Regions from separate parts of the Homo sapiens genome. Here region 2 is linked to region 1. Evidence: chromatin loops called from intact Hi-C (ENCODE). Cell type or tissue: HepG2. All regions are shown on one strand. Links, peaks and the distances in the headings refer to the core of each region. The heading gives the core; the rest is flanking DNA.

What was found. Hi-C counts contacts between places; a loop is a spot of excess contacts. Peaks named below come from ENCODE experiments on the same cell type or tissue, not always from the same donor. Only the 100,000 strongest peaks of a DNase experiment are listed, where the experiment ranks them.
Region 2: a loop joins it to region 1, with 12 times the contacts of the local background. A loop is called at or near these places in 2 of 110 quality-filtered maps.

Annotation. Positions count from the first base shown.
Region 1 is chr2:100,726,223-100,735,306 of GRCh38, forward strand. LOC105375310 (a long non-coding RNA gene) reads right to left here and starts at 7,636. Exons shown (of 3, transcript XR_001739612.2): 1 at 5,222-7,636. RefSeq lists a silencer at 4,125-4,419. In HepG2, for the core only: a CTCF peak has its summit at 4,249 (motif pointing right); DNase peaks (open chromatin) are centred at 4,269, 7,329, 7,739 and 7,876.
Region 2 is chr2:100,849,634-100,858,209 of GRCh38, forward strand. The region is part of intron 1 of NPAS2 (neuronal PAS domain protein 2); the gene reads left to right. Among named protein-coding and RNA genes, the nearest start is that of NPAS2, 34 kb to the left of the region's middle. In HepG2, for the core only: a CTCF peak has its summit at 4,136; DNase peaks (open chromatin) are centred at 3,568 and 3,975.

The sequences.
Region 1 (9,084 bases), core at 1-8,000:
GAATTGAACAGTGAGAACACATGCACACAGGGAGGGGGACAACACACACTGGAGCCTGTCAGGGGATGTGGAGTGAGAGGAAGGAGAGCATCAGGACAAATAGCTAATGCATGTGGGGCTTAAAATTCAGATGACAGGTTGATAGGTACAGCAAACCACCATGGCACATGTATACCTATGTAACAAACCTGCACATTCTGCACATGTATCCCAGAACTTAAAGTAAAATAAAAATACAATTAAAAAGGTGGCTTATGCGTGGACAATTGTTCACTGCTCTATTAGAACTAGAACTGGAGTTTCATCATCTCAGTGAGTGGAATAATATAAACACGAATGATTAGGTCAAAATAAAGCATTCAAACCAGCAGTCACCTGGAAGCACTTGTTAAAATGCAGATTCATGGCCCCAGACAATCTAATTCAATAAAGACCAGGATAAGACCCTGGAATCTGCATGATAACAAGCACCTCAGGAGGAATGATGCAGGTGATCCTGGAAACCTTATCTGAGAAACACTGGTCTAAATTTACTCAGACACAGGTTAAGTGGAAATATTTCAAAAAATGGGAATGTGGGGGAGAACATCTTAAAAACTGCTGGCCTGGGGGTCTCATACTTAAGCTTAAATTGATGTATTTTATTAGTTGCTGGCTCCCAGCTTAGTCCTGAGAATATGTTTTCCATCCCTTCAAGAACATGGAATGACAAGAGAGGAGGAAGGGATAAAGAATGAGAAGGAAGAAGAATATTTCTGTTTTTCTCTCTCTACAGGTAGATTCCTTGTACTTTCATGCTAATGAACCCAAGTAAGGCTGTCTGGATGCTGAAGGCTCTCACTGCCCCGGAGTCAGCCCAGAACCATGAAGGCAGGCTGTGGCTGGCAGAAAGGACTGCCACTCCCTCTCAATACACCCTGCTTATTTCTCATTAACTGGATCTGAAGGCAGCCAAAATATCGATTAACTTAGGGGTTAATTTGTGTGGTTCTGATTAGTCAAGATTTTCTTGATTGAATACAAAAGGCTTTCATTTTAAAAAATCAAAAATTATAAATTTTAAAGAATATTTAGTGCAAATTAAGAACAGACTTTCTTTTTTTACTCTAAGTTCTAGGATACATGTGCAGGATGTGCAGGTTTGTTACACAGGTAAACATGTGCCATTGTTGTTTGCTGCACCTATCACCCATCACCTAGGGATTAAGTCCAGCATGCATTAGCTATCTTTCTTGATGCTCTCCCTCCCCCAACAGGATCCAGTGTGTGTTGTTCCCCCCAGTGTGTACCTGTGTTCTCATTGTTCACCTCCCACTTATAAGTGAGAACATGCAGTGTTTAGTTTTCTGTTCCTGTGTGAGTTTGCTGAGCACGATGGCTTCCAGCTCCATTCATATCCCTGCAAAGGACATGATCTCATTCCTTTTTATGGTTGCACAGTATTCCGTGGTGTATATGTACCACATTTTCTTTATCCAGTCTATCATTGATGAGCATTTGGGTTAATTCTATGTCTTTGTTATTGTGACTAGTGCTGCAACGAACATACACATGCATGTATTTTTATAATAGAATGATTTATATTCCTTTGGGTATATACCTAGTAATGTGATTGCTGGGTCAAATGATATTTCTGTTCTAGATCCTTGAGGAATCACCACACCGTCTTCCACAATGGTTGAACTAATTTACATTCCCACCAATAATGTAAAAGCATTCCTGTTTCTCCACAGCCTCGCCAGCATCTGTTTTTTCTTGACTTTTTAATAATTCCCATTCTGACTGGTGTGAAATGGTATCTCATTGTGGTTTTGATTTGCATTTCTCTAATGATCAGTGATGAGCTTTTTTTCATATGTTGGTTGGCTGCATGAATGTCTTCTTTTGAGAAGTGTCTAGAACAGACTTTCTTATAAAAACCAATGCAGCATGCTTTCTTGTGAAATGTAACAAGAAATATTTAAAAAATAAAACTAACCATAGATCCCACAGCCACTGAAATGACAATAAAGAAATACTGTGAATAACTCCACATACATAAGTTCAACAACTTAGATGGAATGGATCAATTCCTTAAAAACCACGAACTACCCAAACTCACTCAAAATGAGACAGATAACCTGAATAGTACTAATTTATAGTTTAAAAATTTTACAAACGAAATCTCCAAGCCAAGATGGTTTCACTGGCAACTTCTACCACACATATAAGAAATAACACTAAATATGCACAATCTCTTCCAGAAAAGAGGAGGGAATATATCCCGCCTAATTTTATGAGCCCATTTTTACCCTGATATCAAAACCAGACAAAGACAGTATAAAAATTAAATCTACAAACTAATATCTCTCATCAATTTATTTACTTATTTATTATTTATTTATTTGACAAGGCCTCGCTCTGTCACCCAGCCTGGAATGTAGTGGCATGATCACAGCTCACTGCAGCCTCCACCTCCCAGGCTCAGGTGATCCTCCCACCTTAGCCTCCCAAGTAGCTGGGACTGTAGGCATGCACCACCCCTGGCTAATTTTTGTCTTTTTGGTAGAGATGAGGTTTTGTCATGTTGCCCAGGCTGTTTCTCATGAATCTAAATGTCAAAATATTCAACAAAATATTAACAAATGGAATCCAGCAATATATAAAAGAACTTATACACCACAACCAAGTAAGATTTATTCTAGTTACGCAAGATTGCTTCATCATTCAAAAAATCATTCAAAGTTATCCACTGTGTCAATAAGCTAAGGAGAAATATCATATGATAATGTAAATTGACACAGAAAAAATATTTGACAAACTACAACACTACCTCATGATAAAAATTATCTGCAAGTTAGGAATAGAGGGAATCACTTCAACCTGATAAAGAGCATCAACAAAAACCTGCATCTAATATCATACTTAATGGGGAAAAACTGAATACTTTGCCCCTAAGGTCAGGAACAAAGCCAGGGAAGGATGTCCACTATCACCACAGTATACGTCATAACACTAGAACTTCTAGACTCTGCAATAACGCATGAAAAATAAATAAAATACATACAGATTGGAAGGAAGACATAAAACTTTCCCTATTTGCAGTTTACACAATTGTCTATATAGAAAACCCAAGAAGTCTACCAAAAGCTCCTTTAAGGAATCAGTGAGTGTATTAGTCCACTAGCGCTACATAACACAATACTGCAGACTGAGGGGCTTAAACCGAAGAAATTTATTTTCTCACACTTCTATAAGCTAGAAGTCCAAGAGCAAGGTGCTAGCAAGTTGATTTCTGGTGAGTCCTCTCTCCTTTGCTTGCAGATCACTGCCTTCTTGCTTACATGATGTTTTCTCTACACTTGCATTCCTGGTATCTTCTCCTCTTCTTATAAGGACACTAGTCCTATTGGATTGGAGACCCACCATTATGACCTCATTTAACCTTAATTACATCCTTAAAACCCCTATCTCCAAATACAGTTAACTGGCTTCAATATGTAAATTTTTGGGGAAAACATAATACTGAGTTTAAACACATTCTAGAATATAAGGTCAATACAAAAAATCATGTATATTTATAAAGATAGTAATAAACAATCAGAAACAAACAAAAAATGATAAGAGCTCCCCCCCAAAAAGAGATACGTATAAATAATTTTAACAAAACATACATAGAATCTATGTGCTGAAAACACTAAAATGCTGATGAAATAACTCAAAGAAGACCTCAATATATGGAGAAACATACTATGTTCATGGATTGGCAGACTCAACAAGAAAAAGGACAATTTTACCCAAATCAATCTATGCTTTTGATGTAATGTCAATCAAAACTCTAGCAGAATTTTTTGCAGATATTTGACAAGCTGATTTTGAAATTCATATAAAAGGCAATGAAACTAGCATAGCCAAAAGAAAATTGGCTTTGGAAGAATCCCACTATCTAATTTTAAGACTTATAAGAATCAAGACAGTGTGGTATTGGCAGAGGGAGAGACACATAGATCAACAGAACAGAATAGAAAGTACAGAAATAGACACAAATCAATCTTGTTTGTCAAATGTGCAAAGGAAATTCAATGAAGAAATGATAGTGTTTTCAACAAATTGTGTTGGCATTTATACACACAAAAACATGAACCTCAACCCTGCAGCTAGTTGTAACCATGTAACTAGGTTTTGGGCAGTGGGATATAAGTAATTACTTAAAGATGAAGCTGTTGAGATTCTCCTAATCCTCCAGCCCCTCTCCTGGAGGTGGTGCTGGCGAGCTACTTTCAACCACGAAGTTGAGAACAACTGGAGCAGGAGCCTTAACCCAAAGAACAGCCACATGTTGAAGGCAGACATGCTGGGCCAGTTGGAAACCTTGATGACCTTATGAAGCAGAGCTCACCTTTCTGCCCTGGACTGTTTACCTGAGGCAAAAATAATCTTTGAACTCACGTAGGCTAATGCACTTGGGGATCTTTGTTATAATGAATATACATATGCATTGCAGAAAAATATAAAGGGTAAAATAAAAGTCATTCAGGGTCTCACTACCCAAGAGAGACATACTTTGATCTCACCTTGGCCCTTTCAATATGCTGCTAGGGTAAACTTCCGAAAAAAAAAAAAAGTTGGCTGGGCACGGTGGCTCACGCCTGTAATCCCAGCACTTTGGGAGGCCGAGGCGGGTGGATCACCTGAGGTTGGGAGTTCGAGACCAGCCAGACCAACATGGAGAAACCCCATCTCTACTAAAAATACAAAAATTAGCCAGGCGCGGTGGTGCATGCCTGTAATCCCAGCTACTTGGAAGGCTGAGACAGGAGAATCGCTTGAACCTGGGAGGCGGAGGTTGCAGTGAGCCGAGATTGCGCCATTGCACTCCAACCTGGGCAACAAGAGTGAAACTCTGTCTCAAAAAAAAAAAAAAAAAAAGTTAATAAGCTTGTCTAGCATTGCAGTAGATATCCTGAAGAACCTTGGATTTGGGGAGTAAGGTATAGGAATCTATTTCCTTTTCAGCCCTTAGATTGCAATAACTCTCCCTGGAGATTGTGCCACTAACATGACTACTCAGTGCCAGAGTCAACCAGATTGTGACTGGCTGACAGACAAGCAGCCAGTCCTTGCTAAATACATGTCCCTGCACCATACCCAGCAAGAGGAATGAGTATAATATAATAGTTAGGATCGTGGTCTTTGCAGTTGAAAAGTCATGGGTTCAAGTCCTAGCTTTGCTTCTTCCTACCTGTGTAACCTTGGGCAGGTGTGTAAACTTGTCTGAATTTCAATTTCCGCTTCTCTAAAATGAGAACAGATAGTAGCACCTCCCTCTTAAGCTTGTTGTGAGAATTAAACATGATGATACATGTGAAGTGATATAGAGCCTGGCACATAATACATACTCCATAAATGGGTGCTATTGCATCATCCATTCATGCATCATGTGTAAATTAAGTGTCTACTATATGCCTGGCACCTTTCTAGGCAATGGCAACATAGCAGTGAGTGACACAATAAAGATCTTTGCTCTCATGAATCTTACTTTCTACTTGAGGAGAAGGACTATAAACGCAATGTTTAAATAACAGTAGATCTGATGCAATTAAGACGGATAGAGAGTGACTTATTGTTAGTCATAACAATAGCTTTGTCCTGTGTGAGGATGGTTGGATTCAGTTGCCTCCCTCAGTCCTGCCAGGATTCATGTAGACAGCTGGGCAGGGCTGGTGTGGGCAGGGAGGACATGAGTGGACACTACACAGAATTCGTACAGTCAACAACTTTGTGAGCCATGGCAGGTGTCCCACTGTGAAACATGGCTGAAACCTTCACCTGCCAGACCCCTGGGATCACAGGGCAAGAGGAGGAGCCTAGGTTTCCAAGGACACAGGCATGAGGCAGAAGTCTGGAGTACACTAACAAGGTTTCAGATTTGCTGGGCCCTCCCATAAGAGCCCAACTGGCCCCATTTGGGGACCAGTAGCAAACAGAGTTAATTTTTCTTAACTAGTGGATGACAGGGTGTTTCGATTCAGAACGAATTTCTCAATCCATACATCAAGAACTCAACAGCAGTTCTCAACCCTGCTTTTCTTCAGAATCACTTTTAAATCTATGAAAACGACATCACCCAAACCGTCATATCCCAGAAAGTCTGATTAGTGCAGCTCAGGGATGGAAACTGGGCATTCTTGCAATGCAATGTTCCAAGGTGATTTAATGTGCGCTCAATGTTTGGAACCACTGATTTCACCCTTAAACCAAATCACAAAGCACTTCGTGCCCCCAGACAGTCATGGTCCAAATGCTGCACCATGGTAGGGTCAGCCTGCAATCTCCCTCCGCAGAGTTTGGAGAAGGGTGGCCACAGTAAAGGATTAGAAACATTCCCATGGGAGAAGCAGGCTTGTTCCCACCGACTTCCTCAGTCATGCCGTCTTTCTAGTGAGCGTTCTTCCTCCTCTCCGTGGCCTCTCCAAGGTTCAACCAATCTTCAGTCTCTCTACATCCAAATCCTCTTCTGGGGCAATAGCAGCCCACAAGGCCTCTGCTTTCTTTGAAATCTGGCCCCTCTTAATAGTAACAGGGCTTTCCAGTTTATAAAGTACCATGGCATTTATTTTGGCATTTAACTTTCCAAGCACCCTATTAAACAGATAAAATTATTTTACAAAGGGAGAGGCCACAACTTTAGAATACTAAGTGATTCACAAACCCTCCTTAGCCCATAACTGGCAGGTCTGGGACCTACGTCTCCGTTTTCCAAAGTGTTCTCAATTTCTCCCCAACCTGGCCAGTTCTCTTACGAAGTGTCCCAGCACCTGACCATTTAACTTCCATAAGCGTCAAGATTGTCAGTTTAACCTTTCTAAATGCTCGATCACAAAAATCACATTGTTTGCCTCTTCTGTCACTCATCGTGTTAATTCGTTCATTATAGTACCCATTTAAATGAATTTATTAAATATAAATTATTCACCTAGTGTCAGCTGAAAATGATGTTATCTACCAAAAAAAAAAAAAAATCAAAACGTATTTTCTGGAAAAGAGACTGACTACACAAAGCAATGCACACTTTTCTAACTTTAGTTCGAAATCCTAAATTCAGAGAGTTGACAACAACATGAGCCAGGGTGAGCTGACCTTTCCCGGTTGCTTTGCTGCAAGCACAGGATTGTGAGGGTTTGGGGTCACGAGGGTTTGGGTACTGTCATATTTTTAACAGGGCCCTTCATGGAATTGAGTCTTTCCACACATAAGCTCCTGCACTGGCATTCATTTAGTATAGGTGCTAAAAGGTCTCAGAAGAGCAGCAAAGCACTTTCTCTGGAAGGTCACTGGCCCCGTCACTTTAACATTCCCTTGCAGAAAAATTATAAATGAGTCATCGAGGACACTGAATCACGTGGAAGAGACTTTCAAATAATTTGCACATTGAATAAAAAGACACTGCCTTTACCTCATCCCCAGGATGAATTCTTGGGGCCCATCACTTTAAAGTGCCTTGATAGAAATTATCAGAACTCAATTCATTAGGCAATTGTTAATTTCATTCAAATCCGAAGGTCAGTGGCACAATAGGGCTTGGCATAGGTTCCTATGCTTCTTTCACGTGGCTCAGATTTCCTCATCATTCACAGCAGTTAGAGAAGCAGCTCTGTTGCAAGGAGGGAACGGGGTGGGGGTGAGGCGGGGGGAACTGCCAGCTGTGGCATTGTGTGGACCAGGAGATATTTCCAATTAGGCGAGAGTGGGAGGTTGCCTCATGAGAGATAGGAAGATGACTACTCCCTTGCACTACAAAAGGGAAGAGAATTTGACTCTCTAGGGAGAGTTTGCAGTTGAGAAATGGCTGCATTTCCACTCAGTTGCCTGAAAGGACTCCTTGCAGCAGGTCAGCATACAGAACTTCTCTTCCCTGCCGCTGAGCTGAGGCTGAGCTGAAGCTGAGCATGGTGAGATCACAGGGGACGCTGCAGTTCCCAGAGCCCCCCGGCTGCTGCCTATCTCTGTACCTTTGCAGAGTCTCTCCCCCTGTCCTGGATGGGACCAACGGCGGATTAGACACTGCAGAAGAAAAGAGGTGTGAACCCAAAGGTGAAGACGTAGCAAAAAAAGAAACAAGACAAAACAAAAAACTATCCAAAATGTAGAATAGAAAGAGAAAAAAAACTTTAAAAATGAACAAAATATCAGTGACTTGTGAGACAAATCAGGCAGTCTAATATATTCACAATTGGAATTCCAAAAAAAGGGGAAGATGTAGAGGGGAAAATACAAGAAGAAATAATTTTTTCCAAATTTTGCAAAAACTATAAATCTTGAGATCCATGAAGATCACCAAGCCCAGGAGGATAAACACAAAGAACACGACACCAGGTGAACGTCATAATCAAATTCCTGAAACCGAGTCCTGGAAAGATTATCTTCCGGACAACCAGGCAAAAATGACACTACACACAAAGAAACAAAGACAGGAATCACAGTAAATGCCTAGTAAGAAATTATTAAGAACACAAGAGATTGGAACAAAGTATTTTAAGATGACAAAAAAGAGTCACCCTAGAATTATATACCCGGTAAATATCTTCTAAATGAAAAAAAAAAATTGGAGACTTTCAGACAAAAAAAAAAAAAAGCTAATTCTTCATCAGCAGCCCTGCACCATGAGAAGTGGTAAATAAAGTCCTTCAAGGTGAAGGAAAATGATACCAGATGGGAACTTGGATCTACACAAAGAAGCGAGAAGCAACAGAAAATTTAAATATGTGATAAATAAAAATACTCTAGACTGGACACCATGGCTCATGCCTGTAATCCCAGCACTTTGGGAGGCCAAGGAAGGAGGATTCCTCTAGCCCAGGGGTTCAAGACCAGTCTGGGCAACATAGGGAGATCCAATCTCTATAAAAAATAAAAATAAAAATACTTTTTTCTTATTATAATTTTTAAAAATTCCTTAAAAGGTAATTGTTTAAAGTAAAAATAACAATATATTGTGAGGTTTATAACATAAGTGGAATTAAATACATAATAATAACACAAAAGATGTCGGGAAGGGAAGTATATTATAAGGTCCTTATATGTGAGGAGGTATAATATCTCCTT
Region 2 (8,576 bases), core at 577-8,576, 120 kb after region 1:
TCTCTGTAGGAAGACATTTGAATTGTTACATTCTTTACTTTGCTCTAAAGCAAGGTTGTGGAAGGTTTCAGGTGCCAGCAGGTTTCTCAGGGCTAGAGTCTGTAACAAAGAGATCCTGGAAAACTGGAGAGAGGTTGGGGAGGAGAGGAATGGACACAGCGTGGTTCTGGTCCCACAGAGGTCCTATTGTCTGTAAGAATTTGATGTTGGCTAAAAGAGACATCAGGAGTCACTGGGGAGGGAGAAATTATGCTGTAATGGTCAGGGAAAGTGGTTAGACTTTTTCAAAAACAAACAAAATGTAAAATTTTACATCTTCACTTTACCCTATATAGCCAACTTAAACTCCAAGATAGATCTAACAGTAACTCTTTTTGTAAAAAAAAAAAAAAAAAAAAAAAAAAGCAAGAGAAAATAGAAAAAAAAATTTGTGAAATTCAGTGTATAGAATTTTCTAAGATTCAATGAAATCACTAAAGAACATACTGACAGATTTGAGTTAAACTCATATACTTCATAAAAGGTAATCAAAATGTAAAGATCATTAACCTTTAGAGGAATTTGCAGAAAAGAATTAACATCTTCAGTATAAGGAAAATAAACAAATTTTAAAACTGATACTATAATCGAGTTCTCATATTCTGGCCCAAGAATAGGTTGCATCAGATTTAGTTTCAAGTGTAGATTCCTGTCCTCTGTCAAACTCTTCTGCCAAGTCTTCAGCCTCCAAAGGTTGGGATCCTTTCTCTTCTCTGGCAGAAGGCATTCATTCATGTGAGGGTACAAAAGAGGAAGGAATGGTATATGGTTAACAGGAAAATGGAAGTCAATAATGTGCAAAGAAAAAGGACGAGATCATTTTGTATCAAGGTATCCAAAAAAATGTTACAGGGCTGTACATCCAAGGTTCATACCAACATTATTCTCAGTCACCAAAAGGTGTAAGCAACCCGTGTGTCTGTCACTGGATGAATGGATAAATAAAATATGGTTTATAGGTACAGTGGAATATCCTTCAGCCTTAAAAACGAAGGACAGGCCAGGTACGGTGGCTCATGCCTGTAATCCCAGCACTTTAGGAGGCCGAGGTGGGAGGATCACTTGAGATCAGGCATTCGAGGCCAGCCTGGCCAACATGGTGAAACCCCGTCTCTACAAAAAATACAAAAATTAGCCAGGCATGGTGGTGGGTGCCTGTAATCCCAGCTACTCAGGAGGCTGAGGCAGGAGAATCACTTGAACCCAGGAGGTGGAGGTTGCAGTGAGCCAAGATCGCACCATTGTACTCTAGCCTGGGCAACAAGAGTGAAACTCTGTCTCAAAAAAAAAAAAAAAAAAAAAAAAAAAGGAAGGACATTCTGACCCATGCTACCACATGGATGAATATTGAGGACACTATGCTAAGTGAAATAAGCCAGTCCCAAAGGACAAACACTGCATGATTCCACCTAGATGAGGTACTCAGAATAGTCAAATCCAAAGACGGGAAGTAGAATGGGAGTTGCGGGGGCTGGAGAGAGGGAGGAATGGAGAGATACCATTTAATAGGAATAAAGTTTAAGTTTTGCAAGATTGAGAAGTTCTGGACGTAGTTTACACAACAGTGTGAACAGTACTGAGCTGTACACTTAAAAATGGTTAACATGGTAAATTCTGTGTTATATGTCTTTTACCACAATTTTTAAAAATCAAAAATCCTGAAAGGTACTTCCTGTGGATGTGCAATGGGCTTTCCGCAGCATTGCTTATGGCATGAGCACAGGGAAAGCCTTCTGCAGTATACATCAAGGTCCTTGACAAGTTCACACTCTGAATGCCGTCATTCTGCTTCGGGGACTCCTCCCAAGGGAGTAAGCCCAACTCAAGGAAAGGCTTTACTAACCAGCGTTGTTCATGTTAGCAAAAAGTTGGAAGCCAAGACTCTTGAAAAGCTTTGTGTGGTTAAATAAACCCTGAGCACCCACTGGCCAGAAACACATGCAGCTATGGAAAGTGTTGTTTCTCGAGACTACAGAGTGACATGCGGAAATGCATATAATGTTCAGTGAAAAAGAGAATAAGCCAAATTATATCTACAGCATGATCTCAACTATGCAAAATGGTCCCATGCCCAGGAATGAAAACACAAAACATTAATAGTGGTTGTCTGGGGTCATGAGTCCATGGAAGATTTAACATTTTTGTTTTTTACTTGTCTGGGTCTTCCGGGTTTTTGAATGAGTGAGTAGTCTTATTGGGAAGGTGCATGGTAGATGGGAACACAGTCAAAAATGATCTTTAGTGAAGGAAAAGAAAGGAAAGCAATTGCCTGCTACAGGTAGACCCTGGTGGAGGAGGCTGTTCAGGGAGTCTCACGTTAGCTACATGGTTCTTGCAATAACCAAATCAGGCAGCTGGTGTTGTGCTCCCATTTTGAACAGGAAAAAGTGAGGTTCCAGCAGGTTAGATAACTTGCCTTGGGTTTAGCAAATAAAAGTTTTTGGCCGGGCACGGTGGCTCCTGCCTGTAATCCCAGCACTTTGGGAGGTCAAGGCGGGCGGATCACGAGGTCAGGAGATCAAGACCATCCTGGCTAACACGGTGAAACCCCGTCTCTCCTAAAAAATACAAAAAATTAGCCGGGCGTGGTGGTGGGTGCCTGTAGTCCCAGCTAATCGGGAGGCTGAGGCAGGAGAATGGCGTGAACCCGGGAGGCAGAGCTTGCAGTGAGCTGAGATCGCACCACTGCGCTCCAGCCTGGGTGACAGAGCGAGACTCCATCTCAAAAAAAATAAAAATAAAAATAAAAAAAGTTTTGAAAGCCTCCAGGAATGGGTGTCTGGCCATTTTGAGGCAAGAATTTTCCCCCATGGAACTCTGCCCATCCACGTAAGAACAGGACTTGTTTTACAGATGTTTGCATCTGTCAATGCAGGGACCCCTGGCTAGCACAGCATACCCCATTTGGCCCCACAAACCTGTCCTTGTCTAGCTAGAGTGGAAAGAAGGGAGACAATGAGACCACTTGTGATGGAGCACTGCAGGAAGGGATTCATGCACTCACAGTGGAGTCACCGCCTCTACATTGCAAGAGAGATGGGAGGCACTGATCCCTGCCCTGGTGTCCTGCACTGTTCAGAGCTACAGGAGAAAAATGAGCAAAATCGCAAGTATGGACCCTTTCTGCCTGCCCCCTGCACAGGCACCAGACTCGGTAGGTTAGCACTAGTTCCTGCAGGGGCGTTCAGTGCTTTCTTTAAAAAAATAAAATAAAATAAATAAAAGACAAAAAAACCCGCTAATGGCTTGATATGAATTTCACTCATTATCTTCCCATAGCCCTTAAAACATCATTAAGTATTAAATTAGCAAGCTGAACTTCCTAAGAGGAGCAAGAATAATTTGAACTCTGGATTTTAATTACTTATCTTATAAACTTCTATCATGTGAGGTAGAGTGAAGAGCCCTGTCTACACCCCTGTGGACTTTCAAAGCAGCTATTTAAGATTTCATAAGACTATCCATTGTGACTACAGTGAATAAATTGTGGTCAAGGGAGTGTATCGATCAAACACCAGAAGGCTCCTCTCAGCTTCTGTCGCAATCTTGCACAGGAGAGAACTAGACCTAAACAGGAGGAAGAGTTGATAAGCAGTAAGCGAACGAATCTTGGTTCTGAAAAGAACAGCATCATATGTAAATTTCAATTTACATTTATTAGAATTTGCTCAGTAAATTGTGCTCTACGATGGAGTCAAGGCCAGATTGGGCTCTATTTCCACAACCCCCTAAGGAGTAGCTCACCAGTGTCCTAAGTGGCTGTTTCCTGGGTGAACATAGTACATATTTGCTGTCACGCTGGGAATACCAGTGAGAATCTCATGCATGGACAGAGGACATGATCATCTTTATGTTTGTAACCTCGGGCCTGGAACAGTCTCCTTTTGTGTTCACTTGATTCTGAAAGGTCAGTGTTTTAGAACAGGCTTTTCACATGGTTCACCAGGAGGCCAGTTAGATCCTGTAGTGAAAGGGCAAACTCATGGCACCCTTCTGCTTCTCAAGGCAGGATGCTGCAGGGGCAGTGAGGTAAGACGGTGGACACGTGGAGGAGAACAAAGGGGAGCCCCAGGGGCATCTGCAGCCAGGTGGAGCCGTTCAGCCTTCTGGCACACATCTGTTGGCTGGGTGGAGGTATGAGGGCGCAGATCTGAAAACCAAGTGGTGACCTAGGGAGGGAACAAGCGCTGTGCAGCATTGATGAAACTTAAAAGATGAAGTCCTGGTCCGGGCACGGTGGCTCACTTCTGTAATTCCAACACTTTGGGAGGCCGAGGCAGGAAGATGGCTTCAGCCCACGACAAAAAAAAAAAAAAAAACACAAAAAATTAGCAGGGCGTGGTGACATGTGCCTCTAGTCTCAGTTACTCGGGAGGCTGAGGTTGGGAGATCAGTTGAGCCTGGGAGGTCAAGGCTGCAGTGAGCAGAGATTGCACCACTGCACTCCAGCCTCGACAACAGGCTTTTGGACATAGCCTGCCTCAACAAAAAAAAAAAAAAAAAAAAAAAAAGATGGAGTCCTGCCTTTGAGTCTGGCTGGTGACCTCTCTGTGGCGTGGCATGTAGCCTTAGAGACGGGCTCCTAGGCATGGAGTGGGAGGACATGGCCATGGGCCGGAGTTGTGGGAGTGGCTGAAACCCAAGCCTAAGTGGCTTAAGGAAGTGAGAGCAACTACTGGGAAGGAAGTGGAGTAGGTGGCTGAATCCAAGCAAGAGAGAGAGACCTCAACCAGGGCCTCAGGGCATGGAACTAGGGTGTTTCTTTGCCTTTTCATGACCCCATCCTGAGACAGACTATGACTCTAGATCTCTATGATAGGGAGAGACCTAGACTCTACCCCAGCAACCCCAGGGGAAAGAGAAAGCATTTTCCCCCCAGCTTTTATACATCAGTCCTAGGGAAAGATTCTAATTGGCCTTGCCTGGTCACAAGGCCCTTCTCTTGGACTCCAGCATTAGCCTGAATTATGATTAGGAGGCCAGGGTCAGGTGCTCACCCTGCGAGTGAGGTGACAAGTACTGTGAGTGACAACCTTGTTAAAACTGTATGGCAGGAATCCACAGGAAATAAATGCAGGCCAAAATAACTGAAGCCCCACAAAGGGAGTACACTCCAAACCTGCTGCTTCGTTTGGTGATACCCATTGTTGGTACGTGCATTCACCTGTCTCTACAGCTGTGCACAGTGTGGCTATTGAGACGCTGAAATGTTGAGTGCTGGACCCTGAAACGCTGTGTGAGATGTGCTGTCAGTGTAAAGTGCATACTGGATTTAAAAGATTTAGTAGGAAAAACGAATGCAAGCTCTGCTATTATTTTTTAATATTGATTATATGTTGAAATAACATTTTGTGTATGTTAGGTGAAATAAAGTGTATTTTCAAAATTATACTCACCCATATAGCTTTACTTGTAAAAATGTGGCTTGTAGGCATTTGAAATTACATATGTGACTCATATTATATTTCTCTTCACACCGCTGTTCTAGACTGTGTTCATATTTCTACCTTGGGGGTATTAATCCTTAAGTCACTATCCACTGGGTCATTAATTTTGTTTTCCTTGACATTATTTCCTCAGACTTCAATGTGCACCCCTGTTTGAGTGTTGGGGGTTTCAGTGAGTCATTGTTTGCCCTTCGTGATTCCTAGACAATTCTCCTAACTTGCTTAGCCTGTCTCACGAAGGCCTCGACCGCGGGTAGAGCTGGAACCACCTGAGATTCGAGGGGAAAAGAGTGAGTGATAGGTGTCACAACTTTTGGAATCTCATTCTTGGATCCTATTTGTGAAGGTTTGCATGTCTCCATGAAAAGCACTAGCATTCCGAGTTGCTTGTCTGTGTTCTTACACATTTTGTTTTTACCTCATTGTTGACCCATCATGCATTTATTCCACAATCCAGATGTGAGAAAGCACTTCAGAGCCTAATCAAAATGGCAGCTCTTTGCCCTCTTGTTGCTCTCATGTTTATCTCCCTCCATTCAGCCTTCTGTCTGTCCTTCCATCCATTCTTTTATCAAGTTGTGACAGCCCCTAGTATGAGCCAGGCATAGGGCCGAATTCAGCAGTGAGGCAACCAGGCCCATTCCCCAAACTCACAGGGCTAGCAGATGGTAGCACCAGCTTCAGCTTTGCTGCATGTCTGATGAATCACTGGCTCTTGACCAACTTTCCCCAAAACTCTTGGAGGAAAAGTGCACAATGCCTAGTACAGAGGGTCTCAGCCCACTCAGCTTGAATGGGGAAGGTTAAGGTAAGGGTTGGAGTCCGTACTGCCTTCTCCCAAGGACTCCTCTGAGAAATAACCCCTCGAAATAACCCCCCTCCCTCCAAACACATTCTACTTATCACATCTTCCAGTAATACATTTTGATTAGAGGGATTGGAGCTAAGAGCCCTACTTAAGCAAAATTAAGGAGCTTTGTCTAAAATTGACATATTGAGAGAAACCCATCCAAAACCAGAACAGAAAAATGGATCCAGCTCTCTCTGGCAATTACAGGTAACTCTCCCTGTGGCATGTAACTGCCCAGTAAAAGTCAGACAAGACCATCCATTAGGATTTAAGTGTCACGTGTTTAATTCTGCTTGCTAATTAGTAGCCTTTCTTTTCCTGAATTAAACGTGTGGTTAATTCTGGTTGAGAACTGTTTCGTTACATGACTATCCACATTCCCGAGCACAGGCTCCCAATGCTGTCTGCTTTCTCACAAGCCCCCGGTCCTTGGTGCAGATCCAGTTAGAGGGGACCTGTGTTACCTGCTGGTTGGGTGTGGAAAAAGTATTCTTTGATAAGCATTTAAATGTTCATTTAGATCTAATTGGAAGTAAATTAGTAAAGACTCAGGGTAAAGAAAAGAAAATATTTTTCATTCAGACTTTGAAATTGATTTTTCAAAATTTGATGTTTATAAAGAAAAGAAGTGGAAATAATGCTCACAGAATTCAAGCCATGCGGCACACTCCGAGTGCATTGCATCTGCTTTAGCAGCTCGGACTTCGGAAGCAATGTAGAGAGAATGTGTGTATGGGCGGGGTGGGGGCGGGGGCGGGGGCATGTGTTTAGCAGAATCATAACCCCTGTGAATCAAAAGGAAGCACCTGTGGTGCCAGGGAAGGACCAAACATGAAAAGAGAGAGGTGTCCACGCTGCTTGCACCCTGACCTTTTCAGATGAGCTATGAGTCATTTAAAAATTTCAGAGCAGGTAGTAAGACAGCACCTGGGTGAGGAAGTAGGGCAGGTGATGGAGAGTGGTAGGGCGTGCATTTCTGCCAGAATTGGGAGTGGCTGGTGCGGCATGGATAGGACAGGCTGTCCAAGCACAAGCTTAAGATGTTGTCATTCCTGGCCGGGCACAGTGGCTTACGCCTATAATCCCAGCACTTTGGGAGGCCGAGGTGGGCGGATCACCTGAGGGCAGGAGTTCGAGACCAGCCTGGTCAATATGGTGAAATCCCATCTCTACTAAAAATACAAAAATTAGCCAGGCGGGCGCCTATAATCCCAGCTACTTGGGAGGCTGAGGCAGGAGAATCACTTGAATCCAGGAGGCGGAGGTTGCAGTGAGCCGAGATCACGCCATTGCACTCCAGCCTGGGCGACAAGAGTGAAACTCCTTCTCAAAAAAAAAAAAAAAAAAAGATGTTATCATTCCCTGAGATCGCCCCTGAGCTTTCATTTGTTGAAAACATTTGCTGAGCCCTTCCATATAGTAGATGGCAGGGACATGGAAATAAAAAGCTCAGTCCTTGCTCTCAAGGAGCTGGCTAATGAGAGAGCAGCCCAGTGGATTGTCAGTCAGTGTGGTGGCTGCCCTCAGATGTGGCCATGGGGCTTCCTGGGTCCATATTTAGGAACAGGCCAGAGCAGGCCACTGCAGTGACTTGGTAACCATTGGATAGGTCACTAGATATGTGTTTCAGGGAGGGTTCTAATCGTGAAAGGCCACTGCCTCCAAGAGTGGGAGCCTGGCCAAGTCTCCGCAAATGGGTGGCGTGAAAACACGCTCCTGTTAACCTGGGCTGCATGACCACAGCAAGTGTTTCTGTGCACCCGGCGTCTGCTACAGGGCAGGCCACAGTTTACTCTTGAACTTCGCTTTCCTTCAGTTCTCACCAAATGACTCTTTGTCCCACTGAAACAACCACATGTGTATATTTTGTGATCTGTAACACTTGGTCTCTCTTATGTCTGCTTCGGAGAGCTCAAGCTGCCTCCTGGCATTGAAGAAGAAGCACATTGCCTTAATTTTGTGTATTTGGCCATTATCAGCTGTAGGCAAGTTGGAAAACTGGTTGTAAAACATCCTTTAGGAATCTGGAAGAAAAAGTCAGTACTCAAGAGAAGGAAATGATGCAGCTCTTTATAAAACATGATTCAGTGTTAACCAGTTTGTTTGCATGATAGTCCTAGACAAAGAGGCCAGGGGTTAAGTCATGGAAAAGAGGTCTCGTTGCCTCTCTTTTGCATCATATCAGGGACTTTGCTGTAATTTCTAGTTCCTTCTCACTGTGAAAGCTACAGGCCATCTGA